2 separate regions of the Homo sapiens genome follow, and region 1 is linked to region 2. A link is an interaction called in ENCODE POLR2A ChIA-PET data of the cell type or tissue named here. Cell type or tissue: endothelial cell of umbilical vein. All regions are shown on one strand. Each heading gives the region's core, and the rest is flanking DNA. Links, peaks and the distances in the headings are about the cores only.

Region 1 (5,384 bases), core at 61-5,060, 420 kb after region 2:
TGTCATAACAAAAAATTTGGTAACCAAGAAAGCTGACACTAGGAGAATGTTTAATAAAGGCATCTATTAAAATACTTTTCTAATAAAAACAGAATGTGGTTGAGAGTGGTGGCGGGCACCTGTCGTCCCAGCTACTCAGGAGACTGAGGCAGGAGGATCAACTGGAGCCCAGGAGTTGGAGGCCATAGTGCACCATGCCAGTCTATGAATACCCACTGCACTCCAGCCTGGGCAACATAGCAAGATCCTGTCTTTAAAAAAAAAAAAGTATATAGACTATATAGAATATAAAAATCTGTATATAATATAATACAAAGACAAAAATTTCCAAATATTCTCTGTGTTCAATATTACAACAGTGGAAAAATATTTCTGATAAAAATTGGGAGGGTGTTAGACATATAATTTTGTTGAAGTGATAAGACATGTTTTGGGAGGGAGTAAAATAATGATATTACTTTAATTCTCTAAGCAACTAGCAAGTAATATTTGAGCCCATAATGGGCCTTAAGTAATATGCACTGTGGTAAACAGAGCTGTATTTACTCAATAAACATGTATCGAGAGCCCACTCATCTGCCAGATCTGAAGGATGTATTTAAGACTTAATTCCTATCCCCCTCAACCCCCTAAAAAGTGTGAACTCCATTTAGAGTGACTAACAAATACAAACCTACAGCTAGCAATATAGATCCAAATAAATAAATTTGTGTGTAGACAATACGTTACAAGAGAGCAAGGTTTAAAAAAAAAAAAAAAAGGAGGCAAAGAACCGTTATGTAAAACATGGGGAAGAAAAGCTAAGTGGATTATGTCAGACAGACAAGTGAAAGGAATACAATCCTGGTAGTACAGAAAACTATGAAGGCTTTCTATTTTATTTTTGCTTCTGCATTATAGTGACTAATCTCATTAAATGATTTCAAAGCAGTTTGCAAAGTTTCTTCTCTAATCTGCTTCAATCTTTAAAACACGTTAAAATGTTCAAGTAAGTTTAATTGTTTAAAAATAAAAAACTTCTGCTAGATCCTTTTTAGCTATCATCGATTATTCTCACTCTCCTGCCTCTCCTATAAAATTCAGTTCCCTATCCGCTATCCTATCCACTCACCTAAAAACAAGCAAAAACGTACCTTTTTACATTTTGAAATGTGTTGTTCTTTCTCCCCGCTTTTTTTCCTTCTTTTATCATTAACTTTGGAAACTCTTGAAGCAGTTAAAGTAATTGATGTTGGAGTATGCTGAAATGCAGTATATAATTCCACAGGAACCTCATCACCACTCTCAGTTGCACTGGTATCACCATCTTCAGACAAAATAAAAATTATTGCACATTTAATACTTCTATTTTAAACAATGAAATAAAACAGCATTCCATATGACAAAGTATTGTCGTCTCCATCTTTCTAAATAAGCACATTTTTTAACTTGTTCACTCACCTCACTTACACATTTACATGCAAAGCACAAATATGATTTCTCACACATTAAACTAGAAAGGATCCAAAAGCCTGATAACACACTCTGGTGGTGTGCCTGTGGGAAACAGCACTCTCATACACTACGAGTGGAAATTTGAAATTCCCTACAAAGGACAATTCAGCCATATCTAGCAAAATTATATATGTACATACCTTCTGACCCAGCCATCTCATTATTAGAGATCTAGCCAAAGATAAAACAGCAAAAGTACAAAAAGACTTATGCAAGAGGGTCTTGCTGAGGATACTGTTTTTAATAACAAAAATAAAACAAAGCAGAAATAATGAAAACAATCCAAATCTCCATCAAAGAGGAATAGTTGAATAAATTATGATTATTTAAAACCAGGAGTACTGGTATCAACATGATTAAGATAAAATAAAAATTGTGGCATATGTTACACAGAAGTTAGAAAATTCTGTTCCTATAAATAAAAGATGTACTATTCTACATGATAAACTAATGGATCATATCTTTCTGAAGAACAAACATATTTTACTTTTTTAAACCAACAGGTTAGCTATGTGTAGGAAAATTATGGCTGATTTAAATTATTTATTTTCCTCTCATTTCCATTTTATTTCCCAAAGTACATATTTATTCTATAATACGTGAAAAAAAAAATACTTGAAATCTATACCAGAGATTGCATACTCTCTGTACAATCAACATTCATCAACAAGGTATTTACATTTAACTAAAAATATTTACATTTAACTAAAAGTTGAGAGAACCGTTTATTCTCTCAATCACACGAATTTTAATTTAGTGTAGGTCCTTTTTACCTACCTGACATATTTTCCCTTTTCCGGCGTTGTAGTAGCACTGCCCTCTCTTTATCCAAATTCCTACATTAAAAAATTAGCATAATTATTTATCAAATACATGAAGCAGATCTGTCTTAAATGTGATAAACTTTTTAATTTATTTAATGTTCTCAGTGAAAAACCAACAGTATAAAATATATACAAAATCCCTTGCAATACAGTTTACATACAATCTAATAGTAGCAGTAGATGCCAGATAGATGACTCCATTTCACTCTGATTTTTTTTTTTTTTTTTTTTCCCCAGACAGGGTCTCACCCTATCACCCAGGCTGGAGTGCAGTGATGCAATCACAGTTTGCTGCAGCCTCAACCTTCCAGGTTCAAGGGATCCTCCTGCCTCAGCCTCCTGAGTAGCTGAGACTACAGGCCTGCACCATCATGCCGGGCTAATTTTTTAATTTTTTGTAGAGATGGGTTACCCAGGCTGGTCTTGAACTCCTGGATCAAGTGATCCTCCCACCCCTGCCTCCCAAAGAGCTGGGATCACAGATGTGAGCCACAGTGAATGGCCAAGAAAATAATTTACTTAGGAAACCAGTATTTTTTTCAAACAGAATATTTAAAGCAAAAAGTCTGAAAAAAAAAAACCCATAATGTTAACATGTAATTAAAATCATAAATTAAATTTCTTAAAGCAAATGTATGACACTGAATTGAATCTATTCCATTATTACCATTGCCTTTAATTATTTTCACTTTTGAAATAAATACTGCTTTTTTTTTGAGATGGAGTTTCGCTCTTATTGCCCAGGCTGGAGTGCAATGGCGCAATCTTGGCTCACTGCAACCTCTGCCTCCTGGGTTCAAGCGATTCCCTGCCTCAGCCTCCCAAGTAGCTGGGGTTCCGGGCATGTGCTACCACACCTGGCTAATTTTGTATTTATAGTAGAGACGGGGTTTCTCCATGTTGGTCAGGCTGGTCTCAAACTCCTGGCCTAAGGTGATCTGCCCACCTCGGCCTCCCAAAGTGCTGGGATTATAGGCATGAGCATTTAACAGTTAAGTGAAATACTTCATTACCCACTCCCTACCTCTACCCATGAACTACATCATCCATAGTAATTCTTTTACATTCCCCCCCAACTTTTTCACTGTATATAGTTTAGAGGTCAGATAACATATTATTCTCAGGTGGGAAAATAAGAGCTCTAGATTATTAGAATTTCTACAGACTTGCCTTAATGTCTACCAGGAAATATATTTATTCTAGCATCACAGATAATTATCCTAGCTATCACAGAATAATAAACATATCTCTCTCAACTAACTGCCCTCCTAATGGTAAGTTTTTTTGTTTTTTGTTTTGTTTTTTGAGACGGAGTCTCGCTCTGTTGCCCAGGCTGCCAAGCTGGAGTTCCGTGGTGCGACCTTGGCTCACTGCAAGCTCCAACTCCCAGGTTCATGCCATTCTGCCGCCTAAGCCTCCCAAGTAGCTGGGACGACAGGCGCCCGCCACCACACCTGGCTAACTCTTGTTTTTGTATTTTTAGTAGAGACAGGGTTTCACCATGTTAGCCAGGATGGTCTCAATCTTCTGACCTCATGATCCACCCGCCTGGGCCTCCCCCAAAGTGCTGGGATTACAGGTGTGAGCCACCGCGCCCGGCCTCCTAATGGTAACTTTTTAACCAACTTTTACTGAATTCATCATCAGATATTTACCCCATCAAAAATTATCTGGCAAAAGACTACTATCAAAGGGAAACAAAACCACATAGAGACACCTCACTCAAAGTAAGAGAAATGCACACCATAACTATGCTGAGATTACCATTTCTCACCTAATTAAACTGGCAAAAATGCAAGTCTGTCAAACACTCTGTTGTGAGGCTTGGGAAAGTGGGCATGCTTATCCATTACTGTTTGGAATTCAAAACTGCAGGCCGGGCGTGGTGGCCCACGCCTGTAATCTCAGCACTCTGGGAGGCCGAGGCAGGCAGATCACGAGGTCAGGAGATTGAGACCATCCTGGCCAAGATGGTGAAACCCTGTTCTCTACTTAAAAAAAAAAAAAAAAAAAAAAAAAAAATATATATATATATATATATATATATACACACACACATACATACATACATACATACACACACACATACACACACAAATTAGCAGGGTGTGGTGGCTCATGCCTGTGGTCCAGCTACTCGGCAGGCTGAGGCATGACAATGGCTTGAACCCAGGAGGCGGAGGTTGCAGTGAGCCGAGATCGTACCACTGCACTGCAGCCTGGTGACACAGCAACACTCCATTTCAAAAAAAACAAAAACAAAAAACAACAACAAAAAAACAGCACAGCTCCTGCTGGAAGGAAATTTGACAATCTAACAAAATTTTATATATACATTTATCACTATACTGAACAATCTCACTTCTATCTATAATAACAAAAGAACCAAAACAACTCTAGTGTCCATACAAAGGCAACTAGTTGAATAGAGTACAAAAAAAGATACAGTACATTGAAGCTCTATCAGTCAATGTCTACATACTACTGTGATCTTCAGCATATATTTTTAAGAGAAAAGAAATGTGAAGACTCTATAATATGCTACTGCTTACCTAAATAAGGAAGGAAATACAAATATATAGATACATATCTACATATAATAAGCAAGCAGGGATGAGTTAGACTTAACTTGCTTTATATATTTGTCTACCTTGCTTTACATATTTGACTTTAGAGTGACAGAATACTTTCCTTTATATATTTGACTTCAAGTCTAACTTGCTTTATATTTGAGTTTAGAATGATAGAATACTTCTTACATAATTATAAAGTATATAATTATAAAGGTAAATAAAATACAAAAAACAATTCTGTTTTTGAGACAGGGTCTCCCTCTGTTGCCCAGGCTGGAGTGCAGTGGCACAATCATAACTCACTGCAGCCTCAACCTCCCGGGCTCAAGCAATCCTCCTGCCTCAGCCCCCCAAAGAGCTGGGACCACAGACACATACCATCTTATCCAGCTAATCTTTGCTTTTTTTTTTTTTTTTTTTTTTTTGAGACACAGTCCCGCTCTCTCACACAGGCGGAGTGCAGCTGTGTGATCTCAGCTCACTGCAACCTCTG
Region 2 (5,384 bases), core at 57-5,056:
TTTACTATCCTTAAACCTTTTGCTTCATCTCATGGGTACAGACAGTGCAGCTTTGAGCGTGAACTAACATGCCCATTGTGAAGGGATTGAGACAAGGAGGCTGCACCTGTAGAAGAGTTTTCTACTTGTTCACTGTTTGCCTCTAAAACATTCCATTGTTAATGTCTAAATGGCTGTTAACCCACCGCATAACTACCGGGTGCTGTAGAAGTCCTCAGTGTAAACTTAACCATGCGATCATTTGCATGTTCACCTCTAAAGCACTTTAATATTATAAATTAAACATTGCTCTTTTGTGCTCTTTATGCTGTGCATTTGGACAGAGGTCAGAACTGCAGCAGGTAAGAGCATTTGGCATTTCATGTAGATAAAGTGAAATGCCAAAGATTTTGTCACAAGTGCTAAGTATAGACAACTTTGCTTAACTGATAGTGAGCTGGAAGGAAAACCGAAAATGATATTCCTGCTCAACAGTTTTCTGAAGAACTTGTGAGGAATTCACACCAAGGACTAAAGAAATACTTGTAATACTTTTCTGTCCAAGACAGAAAAAACTCACATATTTATCAAGAAGGAAGGGTGATTCACTAAGCATACATGCTATGGCAGTTTTCTGAAATGGTTTATGGAGTCTTTTGTTCTTTTCATTGTAACTTATCACTAACTTACCAAACAGTGCTTTTGCCTTGACAAAGCCAGGTATCCAAGTACCAGCTTCGGTACCAGCAGTATCTTAAGCCTCTGAAGATAAGGGATTCATGAGTTCATGAAAAAGGATTATTTTTAAAAGAAGAGGACTCTTTCTAGGAATTGTTGTATGAAACATTTTTTCAGTTTTTCTTTCATGGAGTTACAGTAATCAAATGAACTAGATGTGTTGTTTAAGTAACAACTGCAGCTCTGTGCCACACAGGACTCATGAATGTTATTGTACAGCGTCTATAAAGTGCAGTTTAGGCTTACATATTTTTCCCAAAGTACTTAAAAAAAAACATTTTGAGCAGCTTAAATCTAAAGCATATATATGTATGTGTCTCTCCCTCTCTCTCTCTCTCTCTCTCTCTCTCTATATATATATATATATATATATATATATATGTGTGTGTGTGTAGATATGCATACTTTTTTTTTTTTTTGAGACGGAGTCTCGCTCTTGTTGCCCAGGCTGGAATGCAATGGCACGATCTTGGCTCGGTAACCTCCACCTCCTGGGTTCAAGCAATTCTCTTGCCTCAGCCTCCCAAGTAGCTGGAATTACAGGCACTCGCCACAATGCCCAGCTAATTTTTGTATTTTTAGTAGAGACGGGGTTTCACCATGTTGGCCAGGCTTGTCTCAAACTCCTGACCTCAGGTGATCCGCCCATCTCAGCCTCCCAAAGTGCTGGGATTACAGTGCATGGGATTACACTCGGCCTAAATCTTACATTGTTTAACACAGGATTGAACAACTGAAGTAACACTAGCTGCTCAGAAGTTAACATTTAACCTGGCTTAATTTTTTTATGTTCTTTTTTTTAATTAAAAATGTTTTTCTTTTATTTATTTTTTGAGACAGGGTCTTGCTCTGTCACCCATGCTGGAGTGCAGTAGCATGATCTCGGTTCACTACAACCTCCACCCTACATGTTCATGTGATCCTCCCACCTCAGCCATCTGAGTAGTTGGGACCACAGGCGTGTACCACCATGCCTGGCTATTTTTAGTGGAGACGGGTCTTGCCATGTTGCCCAGGCCAGTCTTGAACTCCTGAGCTCAAGCCATCTTGCCCGCCTTGGCCTCCCAAAGTCCTGAGATTACAGGTGTGAGCCACCGTGCCCAGCCACATTTTAGCTTTTTATTTTTAATATGGATAGATAATGTTAAGTGTCCAATTACAGGAAATGTAATACCTCTAGTCCACACAGCTATAACCACTTAACCTGTATTTCTTTATCAGACTAGAACTGATTTTCCACTCAAAGGTTCTATAGCGAAAAATGAGCTCTTACATCTATAACTTTTATTATGGTATATATAATGTTAATTCTTTTGCTTTCAAGATCCAAGAAAACATTCTTGGCCAAAATCTAGGGGAAGTTACTGCCACTTCGTACTATATAAGGAAAACAAAGACACCATGGATGCTATTAATGTACTCTCCAAATACTTAAGGTGAGTTACTGTTGTTATGCCTATACAAAATCAAAGCAACAGAAACGTATATTCCTTTTTCCATGCTAATGGAAAAAGGAGCAGGAGGAGCACAGATTACAGATAGTAAATGCTCCTCCCAATGATAGTTTTCTTTCTTTCTTTCTTTCTTTTTTTTTTTTTTTTTTTAGACAGTCTCACTCTGTCACTCAGGCTGGAGTGAATGATGGTATGATCAGGCTCACTGCAGCCTTGACTTCCTGGGCTCAGGCATTCCTCCTACCTTAGCCTCCTGAGTAGCTGGGATTACAGGCGTATGCCACAATGCCAGGCTAATTTTATTAGGTTTTAGAGACAGAGTCTCACTATATTGCCCAGGCTGGTCTCGAACTCCTGTGCTCAAGCAGTCCTCACACTTCAGCCTCCCAAAGTACTGGGATTAAGAATTGCCGATCGGCCTGGCGCAGTGGCTCACACCTGTAATTCCAGCACTTTGGGAGGCCGAGGAAGGCAGATCACGAGGTCAAGAGATCGAGACCATCTTGGCCAACATGGTGAAACCCAATCTCTACTAAAAATACAAAAATTAGCTGGGCATGGTGGCATGTGCCTGTAGTGTTAGCTGCTCAGGAGGCTGAGGCAGGAGAATTGCTTGAACCTGGGAAGCAGAGGTTGCGGTAAGCCGAGATTGTGCCACTGCACTCCAGCCTGGCAACAGAGCAAGACTCCATCTCAAAAAAAAAAAAAAAAAAAAAAAAAATCACTGATCATGGATAGGAAGTGCATTGTTTCTTCCAGGCGTGAGCCACTGTGCCAGGCCGTGAGGATAGTTTTCTTAGGCAATGGATGAATTAATTTTTTTGACCCCCACATACGTAGTGCCAATAATTCAAGATGAAAATTCCATAAGTAAATGATTCGCATGCAGCTGAGAGTTAACAATCTGGTTGAAAATAAAAATTAACTTTCTCTTTTGAAAGCCTATACTTATCCTTTGACGTGGTTGCAGAGGTTGGTTTTGCCAGACTGGGAGCTCTCAATTCCTGGAGACTGACTAAACCTGAGACCGGTCTGATTTTCTAACAGGAATGTAAATATAGCAGAGACTGGATCTCTGGGGATCGGCAAGGTGCCAAAGCTTTTCTTAAAAATGGAAGTGGCTACACACCACAGCAAGTCTGTATGCTGTGGAAATTTGGTTTCCAATATATATTTAACTCATTTTAAATATGGAAACAGTGTATTAATTTGCTAGGACTTCCATAACAAAATACCACAGATCAGGTGGCTTAACAGAAATTACTTTTCATATGCTTCTAGAGGCTAACAGTCCCAAGCTCAAGGTGTCGGCAAGTTTGTTTTTTTTCCGGAAGCCTCTCTCCTTGGCTCGCAGATGGCTGCCTTCTCACTGTGTCTTCATGTGGCATTTTCCCTGTGCACGCACACCCCTGGTATCTGTGTGTGTCCCCATTTCCTCTTCTTAGGAGGATACCAGTCAGATTGGATTAGTGCCCACCCTAAATGGCCTCATTTTAACTGAATCACCTCTTTGAAGGCCCTATCTCCAAATACAGTCACATTCTGAGGTCCTGGGGGGTCAGAGCTTCAACATACTAATTTTGGGGGAGACACAGTTCAGCCCATAATACACAGTACCCAATTAAGTAACATTTATTTTGCTCTATTTATTAACTCCCTGGGAGAGAGTCTGTGCTACTATGCCTGTACCTGAGCCAGAGAGAACAGACGATTCTTGACAGGAATAGGTGGGTGGGGAGGGAGTTCCTCCAAGATCGGGAGTTGAGGATTGCTCAGGATTTAAGAAATCCTTCCTGGCTTTTTCCTTCTCATATGGAACGGTTAAGTTTATAAAATACTTCTTAGTTAACTAGGTTACTTATTATCTTCATATCAAAACTATTCAGATCCCAGTTTTAGCATTTCATTTGGCTTTTTTCATTTTTTAATACAAAGCAATAGCAGCATGGAAAATTCACACAATAACTTTTTAAAAACTGAAGATAAATTTTCATAGTGGTACATTATATCTCTAGAATGCATTTTTCTTTGCTTTCACTGTCTTATGTAATGTAATGAATTGTAGATGATGGATAGGAAGTGCATTGTTGCCTTTTTTGTTGCTGGCTAGCCAAGTCTTTGAACAACATCAGTTATTTACTAATAGCCACAAATGTTTACACTGCTAAGAAAGGAATTATTGACTGGGCGCAGTGGCTCACCCCTGTAATCCTAGCACTTTGGGAGGCCGAGGCGGGTGGATCACCTGAGGTCGAGCATTCAAGACCAGCCTGGCCAACATGGCGAAACCCCATCTCTATTAAAAATACAAAAAATCGGCCGGGCGCGGTGGCTCACGCCTGTAATCCCAGCACTTTGGGAGGCCGAGGCGGGCGGATCACGAGGTCAGGAGATCGAGACCATCCCGGCTAAAAAACGGTGAAACCCCGTCTCTACTAAAAATACAAAAAATTAGCCGGGCGTAGTGGCGGGCGCCTGTAGTCCCAGCTACTTGGGAGGCTGAGGCAGGAGAATGGCGTGAACCCGGGAGGCGGAGCTTGCAGTGAGCCGAGATCCCGCCACTGCACTCCAGCCTGGGCGACAGAGCGAGACTCTGTCTCAAAAAAAAAAAAAAAAAAAAAAATACAAAAAATCAGCCAGATGTGGTGGTGCATGCCTGTAATCCCAGCTACTTGGGAGGCTGAAGCAGGAGAATTGCTTGAACCCAGGAGGCAGAGGTTGCAGTGAGCCAAGATTGTGCCGCTGCACTCCAGCCTGGGTGACAGAGAGAGACTCCGTCTCAAAAAAAAAAGCGAAGAATTATTTGGCCATCATTTACCTTTTTTGTTTTTTTTTAAAGAGAGCAGGTCTTACTACGTCACCCAGGCAGGAGTGTAGTGTGCAGTGGCTGTTCACAGGCACCATCATAGCGCACTGTAGCCTCCAACTCCTGAGCGCAGACAGTCCTCCTGCCTCAGGCCTCCCCAGTAACTGGGACTGTAGGTGCATGCCACCACACCTGGCTATCATTTACTTTTCTAGCTTGCATATGAATTTATGTTGTTTTAGTAGATTTTTTTTTTTTTTTTTTTGAGACGGAGTCTCTGTGGCCCAGGCTGGAGTGCAGCAGAGTGGTCTCAGCTCACTGCAACCTCAGCCTCCTGAGTTCAAGCAATTCCCCTGTCTCAGCCTTCCAAGTAGCTGGGACTACAGTCACACACTACCACGCCCAGC

The links. ChIA-PET counts read pairs that join two places held together with the same protein. Peaks named below come from ENCODE experiments on the same cell type or tissue, not always from the same donor. Only the 100,000 strongest peaks of a DNase experiment are listed, where the experiment ranks them.
Region 1: POLR2A ChIA-PET joins it to region 2 with 5 read pairs; 2 of 35 experiments call an interaction of 5 or more read pairs at or near these places.

Annotation. Positions count from the first base shown.
Region 1 is chr7:105,070,565-105,075,948 of GRCh38, reverse strand. It overlaps KMT2E (lysine methyltransferase 2E (inactive)), which reads right to left. Exons shown (of 27, transcript NM_182931.3): 7 at 2,272-2,330; 8 at 1,134-1,306. Among named protein-coding and RNA genes, the nearest start is that of KMT2E, 59 kb to the right of the region's middle. In endothelial cell of umbilical vein, for the core only: no CTCF peak of the experiment used is centred there; no DNase peak of the experiment used is centred there.
Region 2 is chr7:105,491,911-105,497,294 of GRCh38, reverse strand. It overlaps PUS7 (pseudouridine synthase 7), which reads left to right. Exons shown (of 16, transcript NM_019042.5): 6 at 2,042-2,153. Among named protein-coding and RNA genes, the nearest start is that of PUS7, 28 kb to the left of the region's middle. In endothelial cell of umbilical vein, for the core only: no CTCF peak of the experiment used is centred there; DNase peaks (open chromatin) are centred at 634 and 3,094; H3K27ac peaks cover 3,147 bases.